3 separate regions of the Homo sapiens genome follow, and regions 1 and 2 are each linked to region 3. The links are chromatin contacts, found by Hi-C in ENCODE. All regions are on one chromosome and are shown on one strand. The core of a region is the stretch at or near the end of the contact, and the rest is flanking DNA. Distances in the headings are between cores, read along the strand shown. Region 1 holds the start of FAM174A (family with sequence similarity 174 member A). Region 2 holds the start of ARB2A (ARB2 cotranscriptional regulator A). Region 3 holds the start of RIOK2 (RIO kinase 2).

Evidence for each region. A loop is a pair of places that touch in the nucleus more often than their neighbours do. Pooled maps may share reads with other maps.
Region 1: a map of B cell shows a loop between it and region 3 (13-fold over the local background). The contact joins the promoter of FAM174A here to the promoter of RIOK2 in region 3. A Hi-C loop is called at or near these places in 3 of 168 maps with a recorded cell type or tissue (B cell, CD8-positive, alpha-beta T cell and naive thymus-derived CD4-positive, alpha-beta T cell) and 13 of 50 pooled maps.
Region 2: a loop to region 3 is called in a map of CD8-positive, alpha-beta T cell, with 18 times the contacts of the local background. The contact joins the promoter of ARB2A here to the promoter of RIOK2 in region 3. A Hi-C loop is called at or near these places in 3 of 168 maps with a recorded cell type or tissue (CD4-positive, alpha-beta T cell and CD8-positive, alpha-beta T cell) and 10 of 50 pooled maps.

The regions. Positions count from the first base shown.
Region 1 is chr5:100,533,147-100,537,466 of GRCh38, reverse strand. FAM174A (family with sequence similarity 174 member A) reads right to left here and starts at 2,093. Exons shown (of 3, transcript NM_198507.3): 1 at 1,503-2,093. The coding sequence starts at 1,936. It overlaps FAM174A-DT (FAM174A divergent transcript), which reads left to right and starts at 2,224. Exons shown (of 5, transcript NR_172939.1): 1 at 2,224-2,306; 2 at 3,315-3,387. RefSeq lists an enhancer at 1,835-2,134.
Region 2 is chr5:94,109,632-94,113,672 of GRCh38, reverse strand. ARB2A (ARB2 cotranscriptional regulator A) reads left to right here and starts at 2,010. Exons shown (of 11, transcript NM_032042.6): 1 at 2,010-2,162. LOC105379087 (a long non-coding RNA gene) reads right to left here and starts at 1,971. Exons shown (of 7, transcript XR_001742441.2): 1 at 1,934-1,971; 2 at 1,269-1,348; 3 at 8-118.
Region 3 is chr5:97,180,150-97,184,496 of GRCh38, reverse strand. RIOK2 (RIO kinase 2) reads left to right here and starts at 1,250. Exons shown (of 10, transcript NM_018343.3): 1 at 1,250-1,371. The coding sequence starts at 1,306.

The DNA.
Region 1 (4,320 bases), core at 844-3,343, 3.4 Mb before region 3:
TTAAACTTGAGAAAACCTATACTTATCAACTGATTTAAAATAATAGTAAACACATTACAAGTTAACATAACTTTTATGAAAAACAACTATATTTTCAAAAAAGAAAAAAACGTAAAAAGAATGACATTTAGATTCTTATTTCCAATTCCCTTTAATATCTGGCTTAAGGTGATAGGAGTAGATAAAAAATAGAAACAAAAAATAGGAAATGGATAGATTTTTATATTTACTTCTGCATTAAATCCTTTGCAATGTGTTGTTTGGTTGAAGCATACAAAGTAATTCCATCTTCGCACAGATATAAACTTGGAATGGAAAGAAACATTTTAATAGCCTTTTTATATATGAGTGGTTATTCCTTTATGATACTACTACACCAAAACTTGACAAGCAGTTTCTTAAAGATTAGTTGCAATGTGGAATCTGAAACAATATCAATGAACTACTTGTACCCTATAAGCCTGTAACAGAATGTATTATTTTGAAAATAGTTTTAATACTGTAGATGCCCTGAAGAGGTCTAAGTGAAACTCCCACCTGTGTGGTTCCCTGGCCCACATGTCAAGAACCACTGGCTTACACTATTTTTTAACTAGCCAAGTGATGTTGGTTTTCCATTCATGATAATAACGACTTGTTTAAAAGGAAACTTTTGCTTTAAATAATCAGTTTAAAGAAATATGTTAAATTACAATACAGAGGGTATTTATGGGAAAAACGTGAATTTTGAAAACAATAAACAAACATAAGCTGCAAACCTACCCTCTACACTTATTTTATAATGAAATAAACTGCTAGACAGCTTTCCCTCACCTTATCTCTTTGCTGGCTTCTCCTAATGGTGAGGTCTTGGCTCTGTATGTCAACTCTTCAGGAAGGTGATTCTCTGCCACTTAGGTGGCAGATTAAAGGGCAATACTAGGAAACACTGATAGTAAGGAAGAACTTTTCTTCTCCTGAATTTTATAAAAATAAAATATCCATAAGGCACCTCTATATTACTATTAATCCACTCAAATATATATTGATTTCCTATTAAGTGGCAGCATTGTACAAATAATTTGTAAGACTCACAAACCTACTAAATAGATATCCTGTCTTTAAAGAGTTTGCATTCTGATTGGCAAAATTTTGACCAGTTAGGTATACAAAAATTTAGACTAGAAAGGTAGAAGTATTACAAGACAGAGTAGTCAAAATTCTAGGGAATAAAGATTATCCTCACTTCAGAGAAAGGGTGCCCTTTGAGGCTGACGTGGGTTGTAGGTCAGATGAAGAGATTTGGAGGTAGGGCACTCATTTATAAACAAAAGGCAGCAATTAGTTATAGGTTTAAATTGCTCCAAAGGTAACAGGCCTTTAAGAAAGTCAATATCATATTCTTAAGCAGGAGTCCCTGATGCTGGGGAAGGGGGAAAGGGTCACAGAAGTCAGCCTTGCTGGAGATCACCGGCCTGCGTATCTCAGGCCCACGGGGGTGCCCCACCGAGGCTTTGCCTCACCTGACCGTCCTGACCACGAAGTACACCAGCACCGCGCCGCTCACCACCATCAACACGGTCAGGGCCCGCTGGGTCATGGGCTTGTCGCCAGGGTTGGGGCTCACAGCAAGGCCGCCACCCACCGAGCCTTCCCCGGCCTTCCCTCCGTGATCGTCCGTCTCAAGCCCGGCCACAGGGTTGCTGCCATTGCCTCCCTCGGAGCCCCGCGGCCCCGCAGCTTCAGCCAGACCACGGCCCGGCTGCTGGGCAGGGGTAGGGCCCGGTGGCAGCGGCGGTAATGTCCGTGGTCTAGGGTCAGGAGGCCCAAGACCTGGCGCGGCCTCGGCTGCCTGCAGCAGGACTGCCAGGGGCCCGCTTAGTTCAGGCAGCAACAGCAGGAGGAGGACGGAAGCCAAGAGGTGGCTGAGACAGCAGCAGCACTGCGAGGCCTTCATCGTTCCCGGACCGCTCTCTCACCACCCGGGAGCCGCCAGGCCCGCCACGCTGGCTCCAAGAGGGACCATAGGCGCGGTGGAGAATGAAGCAGAGGTGACCAAACGCCAGGGAGAGGCCCGGTCGTGGCAGGTGGCAGAAGCTACAGCAGTGGCAGCTGCCCGGAGAACCGGAAGTTCGTACATCTCAGCGGCCACTGCTGCTAAGGACGCCTTCGGTTGCTAACTTGTAGGGGCGGATGCACTTGGTGACGTCAGAGGCCTAGCGCCCAGTGCGCACGCGCACTTGTGTAAAAAGCGAGGACGTGACCGTTTTGGAAGCATTGTTCTTTTCACTGTTAGTGAGGAGCGGTCAAGGATGCGTATTAAGAAAGTAAGTAGACAAAAAGAGATTGTGTAAAATGTACAGCAACTCTCTCATGCAGGAACCCTGAGAGATTGGAAACTCATAATCTGAATTCATTGGTGTCAAACTGCAATAACACATTTAATCTGTAAGCCAGAAGGGCTTAGTTTTCCTTAGCTTCATTACAAGCTTTAAGCAGGCTTTTTTTCCTGCCTATGGGTCCCTGACCTCCCTTTCTAAAGAGCATTTGCTTGTAATGAGTTCATGTCCTTTGTAGGCACATGGATGAAGCTGGAAACCATCATTCTGAGCAAACTATTAGAAGGACAGAAAACCAAACACTGCATGTTCTCACTCATAGGTGGGAATTGAACAATGAGAACACTTGGACACGGGATGGGGAACATCACACACCGGGGCCTGTCGTGGGGTAGGGGGGAGGGATAGCATTAGGGGATATACCTAATGTAAATGACGAGTTAATGGGTGCAGCACAGCAACATGGCACATGTATACATATGTAACAAACCTGCACGTTGTGCACATATACCCTAGAACTTAAAGTATATTAAAAAAAATTACTTTAGAAAACTTTACCATTGTAAGTTATTTCTCTTCCCTTTTCAGATGTAAATATTTTTTAAAGCTTCTGGCCAGTTATATAATTGAAAACTATCTCAAGGGTATGGAAAGCCATCATGCCTTTGAAATATAATCAGCAAGGAAGGTAGTGGGCCATCTCTTATTTTGTGTGAGAGGAAAGGAACCTAACTGTTGTAGGCTTCTCGCTTCAAGTTGTAAAACCACCTCCTGTCATGGAGGAGAAAATTTACTTTTCCTTTGGGTAAAGTCAATCAGCAAACTCAGGTGGCCGGTGATCTTCCCAAAATAGCTCTTAATAACTCTCCACTCCTTTTTTTCTTTTAGAGGAGTTGAGATTAGAAGAGTTTTATCCCCTTTCCCAACAGCAGTAGTCTTCAATAATGTCTTCCTTGCCTGTTTGACTTCAGTAATATGGAACTTCAATTTGTGCAGATAACTAGAAGTGGCCGCATGATGTACCTCTCACCAATGAGATGCCTGTCAAGGGTATACGTGGGTCTTTTGAGTAAGTTATTGTTTTCATTGCTAAAAGAGAGACAGATACAGGTAGATATATACAGAGAGAGAGCCAGAAACACACACACATGCATACACACACCTACCTCTCTCATTATTCCTTTCCCCCTTTCACTTGCCTGCCCTCTCTGCACAGAAAGTTCTGGCCCTAACCTTGAAAAGAATATGACCCAGCTAGTCCTCTGATCCTAGTAGACTGTGGGATATCTGGCGTAAACTATGACTAAACCTATAGCCTGGCACCAAATGCAGCCAAGGTTAGCTTAAGTTAGTCAACCCCAGCTTGACCAAAGAAGTGAAAAATAAATGCTTATTTGCTGTATGCCACTGATATTTCTATGGTTATTGATTATGCCACATTATTCTAGCAATAGTTGATTAAGAAGCTAGAATCAAATCATGGTATTAATTAGGAGAATATAATAATGTGGCAGTAACCTGATACAAATTTCTCATTCTGAGATTTTTTCCCCTTATTTATGTATTTTTTTTTTATATCCTGTGCTTGGTACAACTTGTTTGCAAGCCAATTGATAACAAGTAAATGAACAAGTATATTAAAATTAAGAGAAAAATTCATAAACAACTAATTTTACTTAGTTTGAAAGATTGTATTTCACATAGATATTTGTGCTCAAAATTGTAACTTTCTATTGCACAAACAAAACACAGTATCTTCTCCTAGGAAAATTTTTGTTCATTCCCATGACAGATTTCAAGATGTCATTATATAATGATGTTTTACAAACAATATGGTATTCTAAAAAGAGCACAGTAACTTCCAGGTATGTTGCCTGCTTAAGATCACTTTTGTTGAGAATTGAGTATCTCTGAAAAATCTGATTTTGTTTTTGTTGTTGTTGTTTAGTTAGTTGGTTGCTATATCAGGAGAGATCTGTACTTAAAAAGTTTATCCTGGCAG
Region 2 (4,041 bases), core at 761-3,260, 3.1 Mb after region 3:
GACTCACTCTGTTTCAGCACATAACCTCTTCATTCTTGATTTTGACATCTTAGGCAGGATTGGACTTGAAAGGATATTTACTCTTTGGCTGTTGTCATACAGCTATTAGTTTCTTTTGCTGAAAAACAAATCACTCCAAAATTTACTGGCTTAAAGTAACAAGAATCATTTTCATTATCTCTAATTGTTTCTGTGGGTCAGGAATTCAGAACTGGGCACAGTGGGGATGGCTCGTCTCTGCTTTATGAAATTTTGGACCCCAGCTGACTCAATGACAGGAACAATCTGAAGGCTCATTCATTCCCATGTAAGTCCAGCTGGAATTGCAGGCTGAAGCACCCATATGTTTGTTCAATAGTTTACTACTGAACAAAGTACATTCCCCTAACCCTTGAGTGGGCCTCTATCCTGGAAATATTGAAAGGTCATGTCACTCATCTTTTGACCAATCTCCATATTTTATGTAAACATTGGTATATTCTCTTAATGGAATGTTACTTTTTTATTCAATTTTCACTAGTTTTCTCACTTACGTTCTATTTCTATTTCAGGATCCAACATTAAAGTTGGTCTCTTTAGGCTCCTCTTGGCTCAGACAGTTTCTCAGACTTTCCTTGTTTTTCATGACTTTAACTGTTTGGAGTAGTACTGGTCAGGTATTTTGTCTGATGTTTTTCTCATGGTTAAACTGGGATTATACATTTTTGGGAGCCTTATCTTTTTAATATAATCTGTCACTGTTGCAAAAGTCCACCAAAATAAAAATGTTTCCCTCCTCTGTTCAACAATCCTTCAGCTTCCCCAATTGTCTGCAGCAGAAAATCAAATTACTCAGCATGACATAGAAAGCTTTTCAGAATCTGGCTGTTGCCTTCCTCTTCAGTATAAAGTGTCACTCTACAAACCATTTGAGTTCTTTCCGGAAATGAAGCCCTAACAGTCTTGCAATGCCCGAGATTCATTCAGGTACTCAGTTCTGGCTAACTCCAGTGGATTCTCTCACCTTTTACTGCTCCTTATCTCCCGCCACTTACTTACACCACTTTCTTCTTGTCCTATACACTTTTCTAGATTTCCCCAATCTATTATTTACCACTGTGATCATTCAGTCATTCAATAAGTATTTATTGTCTACTTTGTGGACAGGCACTGTTGTATGGTTGAGGATACATTAAAAAGACAAGATTATGTCACTACCATCAGTGAGTTTACATTTTAGGGGGCAGGGTACATTTGCAAAGTACAAACAGTGTGGAAGTGAAGTATACCTTAGAGAGTCTGAGATCTCCTCTCTGAAGAACATAACTGTTGGTTTACTTGTCAGCCACCAGACTTTCCTTCTCTTTAGCTGCCTCAGAGGAGAGGGTATCTAACTCAGCTTTGTTACCCCAGCGTCTAGTTTAGCCTAATTCATTAAATTAACAGTTTTGGACTAAATAAATGCTCTGAGAGTACTATCTAAAAATTAAAAATCAGTTGCTTCCATCCCTTTCCCCAGATTTATCCTTGAAATACCTTTCAAACCTGTTTCTGGAAAAAACATTAATATCCGTAAGATTCCCATTTGAGTCAAGTATGATAACGAGAAAACTTTTGTCATTAGGATGCTAATATTAACTTCCTATTTTACATGTCCTAATTCAAAGGTAAATTTAATCTTCCGAATCTAGACCTCCCGGTTTTTCTGGAGTTGAATGGACAGGGTAAAGTCTGACACACTCTGAGTAGCGGAGTGGGGAACTGGCTGTAAGGACATCCTTAGAATAGTTAAAATTCCGCTGGGAAAACGAGGCTTTAGAGTGGCCTCGTCCTCTACGGCTACCCAGGCAGCCTTCACAAGGAAGGGCGACCAGAGTCCGCCAGTGCATAAGAGAACTACACTTAATTCACGCGGGCCTCTTTCTCCAGTCCACCTAATACCACAGGAACCTACCCAGGGCCCGCGCCCCGCCCGTTTCCGGGTTGTCGCCGCCGCTGCCGTCAAGTGCGTAATGACGTATCAATCTCCTGAAGACCCCGGAAGTGCAACTCGAACTTGGTCGGGGCGCGGATCCCGAGAGGGAAAGTCATAACAACCGCACGAGGGAGTTCGACTGGCGAACTGGAAGGCCACGCCTCCTCCCGCCTGCCCCCTCAGCCCTGTGGCTGGGGGCAGAGCTCAGGTAGGACTGCCGTTTGCGGGGATGTGAGCTCCGGGGGCAGGCCCGGGTCGAAATCAGGAGGGGGCTGGCCTGGGTCGGTCTCAGGCGGTGGTCGCTGGCCCTGGGGACCGAGGCTGTCTGGAACCACGCTGCATTCCCTGCGGACACCTCTGACTTGTGTCTGGGCCTCCGCTGATGGGCAGGTCCCATGTTCCATTTCCACTCTCTAGGCGGGAGCGACGTGTGTGTTCCCTGGATGACTTTCCTTATGTCGGGGCGTACGGGATTCTGGGAGTCCCTGGAGACAGAGTAATGGGCCCTCCTCCGCTTTCTTGCGAGTGGAGGTATTGTGGTTGTTGTATTAATTTTTTTTTCTACAAAAAGTATTATTAACTGCCAGCGCTTTACCAGAAGTCATTCACTGCAGAGGGATTAAAGTGCAGTTATAAAATGCTCTCAAAACTTGTAACATGCATGGGCGCGGGTGGGACGTTTCTCTGGGATGCAGTATGAATTAAGTGTTGAATACTTTTGACTTTGAAATAAAGTAAGTATGTTTTGGAAGCAGTCTTCTCTTTCCCTCATCCAGGTGTTTAACATATTCTTATAGTGCTCCAGGGTCTATATCTGTTGGGCCAAGAAACTCGTTGTGTTTGGATATACTGTATTTAATGACATGCAATGTTGTTGCATTTGTCCATTTCTCCCAAATCCTCAAAAAAGCTGTAGAGGGAAAAATTCTCTGGTTTTTATCTACAAGTGCATTGTATATTTATCAAAATATCAGTGCGATTTTTTAATGTAGTACATGACATCGTTTGCATTAACGCATGCCATATACTGCATAACAAATATCTCATTGATAAGGTGTATTCTTTATCCTACAATGCGAGGGACGGTTACACTGTATACATTTAGCGAATGTAGAAACTGAGTAAGAGAGTATTTTTGGATCTGCTTCGTTAAGGCCTCAGTGACAGTGCTGGTACCAGGCTTCTTTCAGAATTTTCAACTAGGCCTTACTTCCACTTAACCAGTGAATCCTACGCTGAAAAGTTAAGGATGCTCTGGATGCTTTCAGGCTATGGCTGCTCCATATGGTAGAATAAATAGTACCAAGGCCAAGAGGGAAATATTATCTATGAAACCATGAGCATCCACTTGTTTATCCATTTAGCAAGTATTTACTGGCAACCTTCAGTGTGCCGGATAGTGTTCAGGTGATGGGAAGACAGCAGTAAACAAAATAGAAAGTCCTTTTGCTCCTGGAACTTACATTCTAGTGGATGGAGACGTATAATTAACAAGTAAATATATAACAAGTAGTGATTAAGAGGTATAGAGAAAGGCAGGGCGCGGTGGCTCACGCCTGTAATCCTAGCATTTTGGGAGGCCGAGGCGGACGGATTGCCTGATCCCTGGAGTTTGAGACCAGCCTGGGCAACACGGTGAACCCCGTCTCTACTAAAATACAAAAAAATTAGCTGGGTGTGGTGGCGTGCGCCTGTATTCCCAGCTACTCTGGAGGCTGAGGCAGGAGAATTGCTTGAACCGGGAAGGCGGAGGTTGCAGTGAGCCGACATCATGCCACTGCACTCCAGCCTGGGTGACAGATCGAGACTCCGTCTCCAGAAAAAAAAAAAAAAAAAAAAAGAGGTATAGAGAAAAATAAATTAAGGGGAGAGAGAATGATAGAGGATGCTATTTTAGATAGGGTGGTAAGCTCACCCTCTCTGATAAGGGAACACTTGAGTGGAGATCTGAATGAAATGAGGGAGTGAGCTCCGCAAGTATGGAGGAATGAGTTGGCCTAGTACAAAGGCACTGAGACAGGAGCGTGTTTGATATATTTGGAATAGCAAGGATGTAGGCATGGAGGTAGCAGTACTTAACAATCTCA
Region 3 (4,347 bases), core at 1-2,500:
ATACTTGTAACAAAATTTCTCACGTACCCCATAAATTTGTACAAATAAAGTTAGTCACTTGGTTTTTTTAAAAACTTTTCGCCCAGGCGCGGTGGCTTATGCCTGTAATCCCAGCACTTTGGGAGACTGAGGGGGGCGGATCACCTGAGGCCAGGAGTTTGAAACCAGTCTGGTCAACAGGGCGAAACCCCATCTCTACTAAAAATAAAAATATTAGCAGGGCGTGGTGGTGTGAGCCTATAATCCCAGCTACTTAGGAGGCTGAGGGAGAAGAATCCCTTGAACCTAGAGGGCAGAGGTTGCAGTGAGCCAAGATCGCGCCCCTGTACTTCAGTCTGGGTGACAGAGCCGGGCTCTGTCTCAAAAATAAAAAAAAAATTCATTTCTATGCCTTCTTATGTAAGTACAGAAAGAAAAATTCCGTTTAAATGGAGATGTTCATTGGTTGAAGATGGTTAATCAAAGACATGCTGCATTCAAGTAAAAAGCAGACAAAGGCTTGAATATCGAGGAGTTGCAGAGCCAGTATGGGTAACTATTCTAAAATCCTTAAATCGCTCCTGGGCCCTCGAAGTCCTACCCGCGTAGGTCAGCCCGAACTATCAAAATCCCCACTTCCTCTGGAGGTAAGGACGTCCGCCGCGCTCTCCACGTGTCACCTTAAACTCCCACCCCAACCAGCGCAGGCGCACTTCGAAGCCTCCTAGACCAACCTAAGAGAAGTACTGAGCAAGCGCATGAGTTCCATTAACCACGCCCTCCGGAGCTGCCGGAGCAGGCGCAATTAGGAGTAGAGGGCGTGCTTGTGTGATTACAGTCCACTTTACCTTTAACAGATTTGGTTGTCTGGACTCTAGCTCAGGTTCTTTTACCCCTGTCTTGTTGGAAGTCACTTTGCCTAGAGTAGAAGTTGTTTGCGGGAAAAATTTGCTCCTCCCATTAAGTAACCACTTTGCTCTCTGAGGCGGAACGTGTCATTGAGGCAGCAAGTCCTGACAGATATGGAAAAAAAAAGGCACATTGTAGAGAATATCTACACTCCGCCAACTCAGTCACAACGCAAAAATTACACAAAAATAAAACGTTCACTTGTTACATACTATGTGTTTCATAAGACATACAAGTAGTTTTATTTTCCTATATCAATGAGAACAGCACTTCTAACTATTAACAAGGACCTATACTAAGACGCAGCGCGTGCGCGAGCCATCTGGCGCTGTAAAGCGCTTAGAGGCTGGAATAACGACCTGCCTTACGCTTTGCGGCTGTCGTCGGAGAGGCATCTGGGTTCGGACTGGGGCCGCCATGGGGAAAGTGAATGTGGCCAAGTTGCGTTACATGAGCCGAGATGACTTCAGGGTCTTGACCGCGGTAAGAAACCCGCCGTTCCTGTTCTCCCTTCCCCTTAACACTGTGTGACCTCTTCCTGTTCCTGCAAGTTTTCTGGGATCTGAGCAGGCACACTCTGGGACCCGGGACGTGGCAGAAGCTGGGAATGGAGAAGAGAGCATTCAGAAAGTCGGATTTTTAAAAAGGTTTTGTTTGGGAGCTTACCTTCCCCCAGATAGAGCAAAGGTCCCGTCTTCTAATAATTGTTTTCTTTTCTGCTGCTATTCGCTTTGCGCTGAAGAGAAACGCTTGCATCTCTGTGGCCTGGAAACTTCTCTGATCCTGAGCTTCCGACCAGCTGTGAAAGGTTTAAGCCCCCCCCCCCCCCCGAGATTTGATAATATTGACTTCCCTACTAACAGACTCAGTCGCATAGCAGTCTTTCTGATTCATTCAGTCAACACATATTTGTCGGTTTTTTAGTAGCAACATTAGGAGGTTCACTTGTTCAAACAGACAAGTGGAGAGAGAGACACAGATCATCAAGTAAACGAAAAATAGGATAATGGATAAATGCTATGAAAATGATAAAGGATAATGGCATAGAAAGTATATGTATCTGGTGGAGAGGAGGGGCACAAGTTATTGGCCTTTGGTAGACAATCAATAAATATTCACTAAATGAAAGAATGAATGGGGGAATAATAGGAGCTGTGTGAGAAAGAGACAGCCCAGTGAAGTCCTTGGAAAGAGTTGGAGGCAGAGGAAACAGCAGTAGTAAGTGCAAAGGCCTTGAGACAGAAAAGTCTTTGAAGAGAGGAAAGGCCAATGTAATGTGGCTGGAGCAAAGTGAGATGCACACTAATGGTTGGAGATGTAGCGGAAAAGGTGAGAAATTATGTACTACAGAGCCTTGGAGGTTTGGTAAAGAATGTGGGGGTAACCACTAAATGTTTTTAATCAGGGGAGTAACAAAATCTGATTTTATGGCCTCAGTCTTATGGCACAGAAATTAATATATAGATCAAGACATTTGTACATTTATTTAGGAGCCGTTATCTTTTGGTAAGGAGTGAACCCCATGATAAGGACTACCTATATTGTGTAATTATGTAATAGGATATGCGATGTGAGTCACACTGGTTCTTGCATTATGTTAAGGCTTCAAGTTTTGGATTTTTAAAATTAATCTTAAATAGCGCTTAAGTATTAAACTATCAAATGCAAAATCAGTGTGAAATTTGGAAGACAATGTTTACTTTGCCTCTCATGTAGATTCTTCTAATCAGCTGGACTTTCTCTATGAAAACCTACTATCACTTCGGAAAGATACCTTCCTTTCCTGCTTTCTCAGCACACTCATTCCTTAGTGTCTCTGACAGAAGTAGGGGTCAAAAGTAAGAGTGTTAGAGGACGGGGGAGGCAGAGACAAAGCATGGAAAATAAGTTAAATTTAAAAGTTAAGGTTTTGGTGAGACATCAAAATGATGCCAGATTTATCTTCCAAAACATTGGCGCTGCAATATTTAAATTATTTGTAAAGTTCACCAAGAAATGACTTAGTCATTAAATATGACATTCCGGTCTCAGTTGAATCTCACCAGTGTTGGTACCCTTTCTTGGGCCTCTCTTCCCTTTTACTTCTTTGGCTCCTCCTATATCAATAATCATTGTTTGACTAGCTGCCCTTAGCTTTCAATATGAACTTGCCCCAGAATTCTGCTCCCAAACATTCCTTTTCTTCCATTATCTCCTGCTCAGTGATAGCATCCACTTCACATCTTCAACTCTCACTTCTATAAAATAATTGACAATTTTTCCTTCTAATTATAACTTCATTCCTAAATATAGGCCCCTTTCCTATTTAATTTTCTCTCTTTCTTTTTTTTTTTTTTTTGAGACGGAGTCTTATTCTGTTGCCAGGCTGGAGTGCAGTGGCACAATCTCAGCTCACTGCAACCTTCACCTTCTGGGTTCAAGCGATTCTCCTGCCTCAGCCTCCCAAGTAGCTGGGACTATAGGCGCACACCACCACGCCCAGCTAATTTTTGTATTTTTAGTAGAGATGGGGTTTCACCATGTTGGCCAGAATGGTCTCGATCTCTTGACCTCGTGATCCACCCACCTTGGCCTCCCAAAGTGCTGGGATTACAGGTGTGAGCCACTGCACCTGGCCTCCAGTTTTCCTTTAAACATTTTTATTTGACTCTCAGTGCTCAAACCAAATTCAATTTTTTTCTACCCCCTTTCTCTTTTCCCAAGCTCTATAAAAAAAAAAAATAATAAAATCTTAAAACTTGCTTTTCCTCATCACTTCCAATTGTGGCTTTCCGTTCCCTTTACCCTTCCACATCTAATTGCCAAGCTCTCCCATAATACTTCCTAAAGATTTTTATTCCTTCCTTCCAGTACCACTACCACTTACCCTGTTCTGGTGGCTCTTTCCTCTGAGCTGGACTTCTGTCTTAGTTCTCCGGAGTACCCCCTCAGATTTTGCCATCTCTAAGCCAATTTGCATATTCCTGGTACATTAATGTCCTTAAAATAACCCTGTTCGTGTGTCTCCCACGCCTAAACATCTTCAAGAGCTTCCTGCTCTCATCAGGATAAAATATAAAAGTATTTGGTCTACATTTTAATGCCTTCTCTATCCTAGAAGTATCTTCCAGCCGCGTTTGCATGAATTCTATATGCTATCCCATCTGAGCTGCTACTGTACTCAGCTATTCTCTGTGGTCAGTACTTTCTTGCATATGTGCCATTTTCAAATCTTTTTCTTTCACTAATATCCCCTTGTCTGTTTTCTCTGTATGCCCACATCTTTTAAAAGTCAGTCTCTAGTTTTGCATCTTCCTTGGAACTGATCCCTCAGCTAGAAGTATTCTTATTCTGCCCTGAGCTACCTTTTTAAGCACTTATCACTTCTTAACTTCTAATAAACTTAGATGTATACCATTTTTTAAAATTTCCATCATGAGATAAAAATTTCTCAGAGGTAAAAAGCACATATATATATAT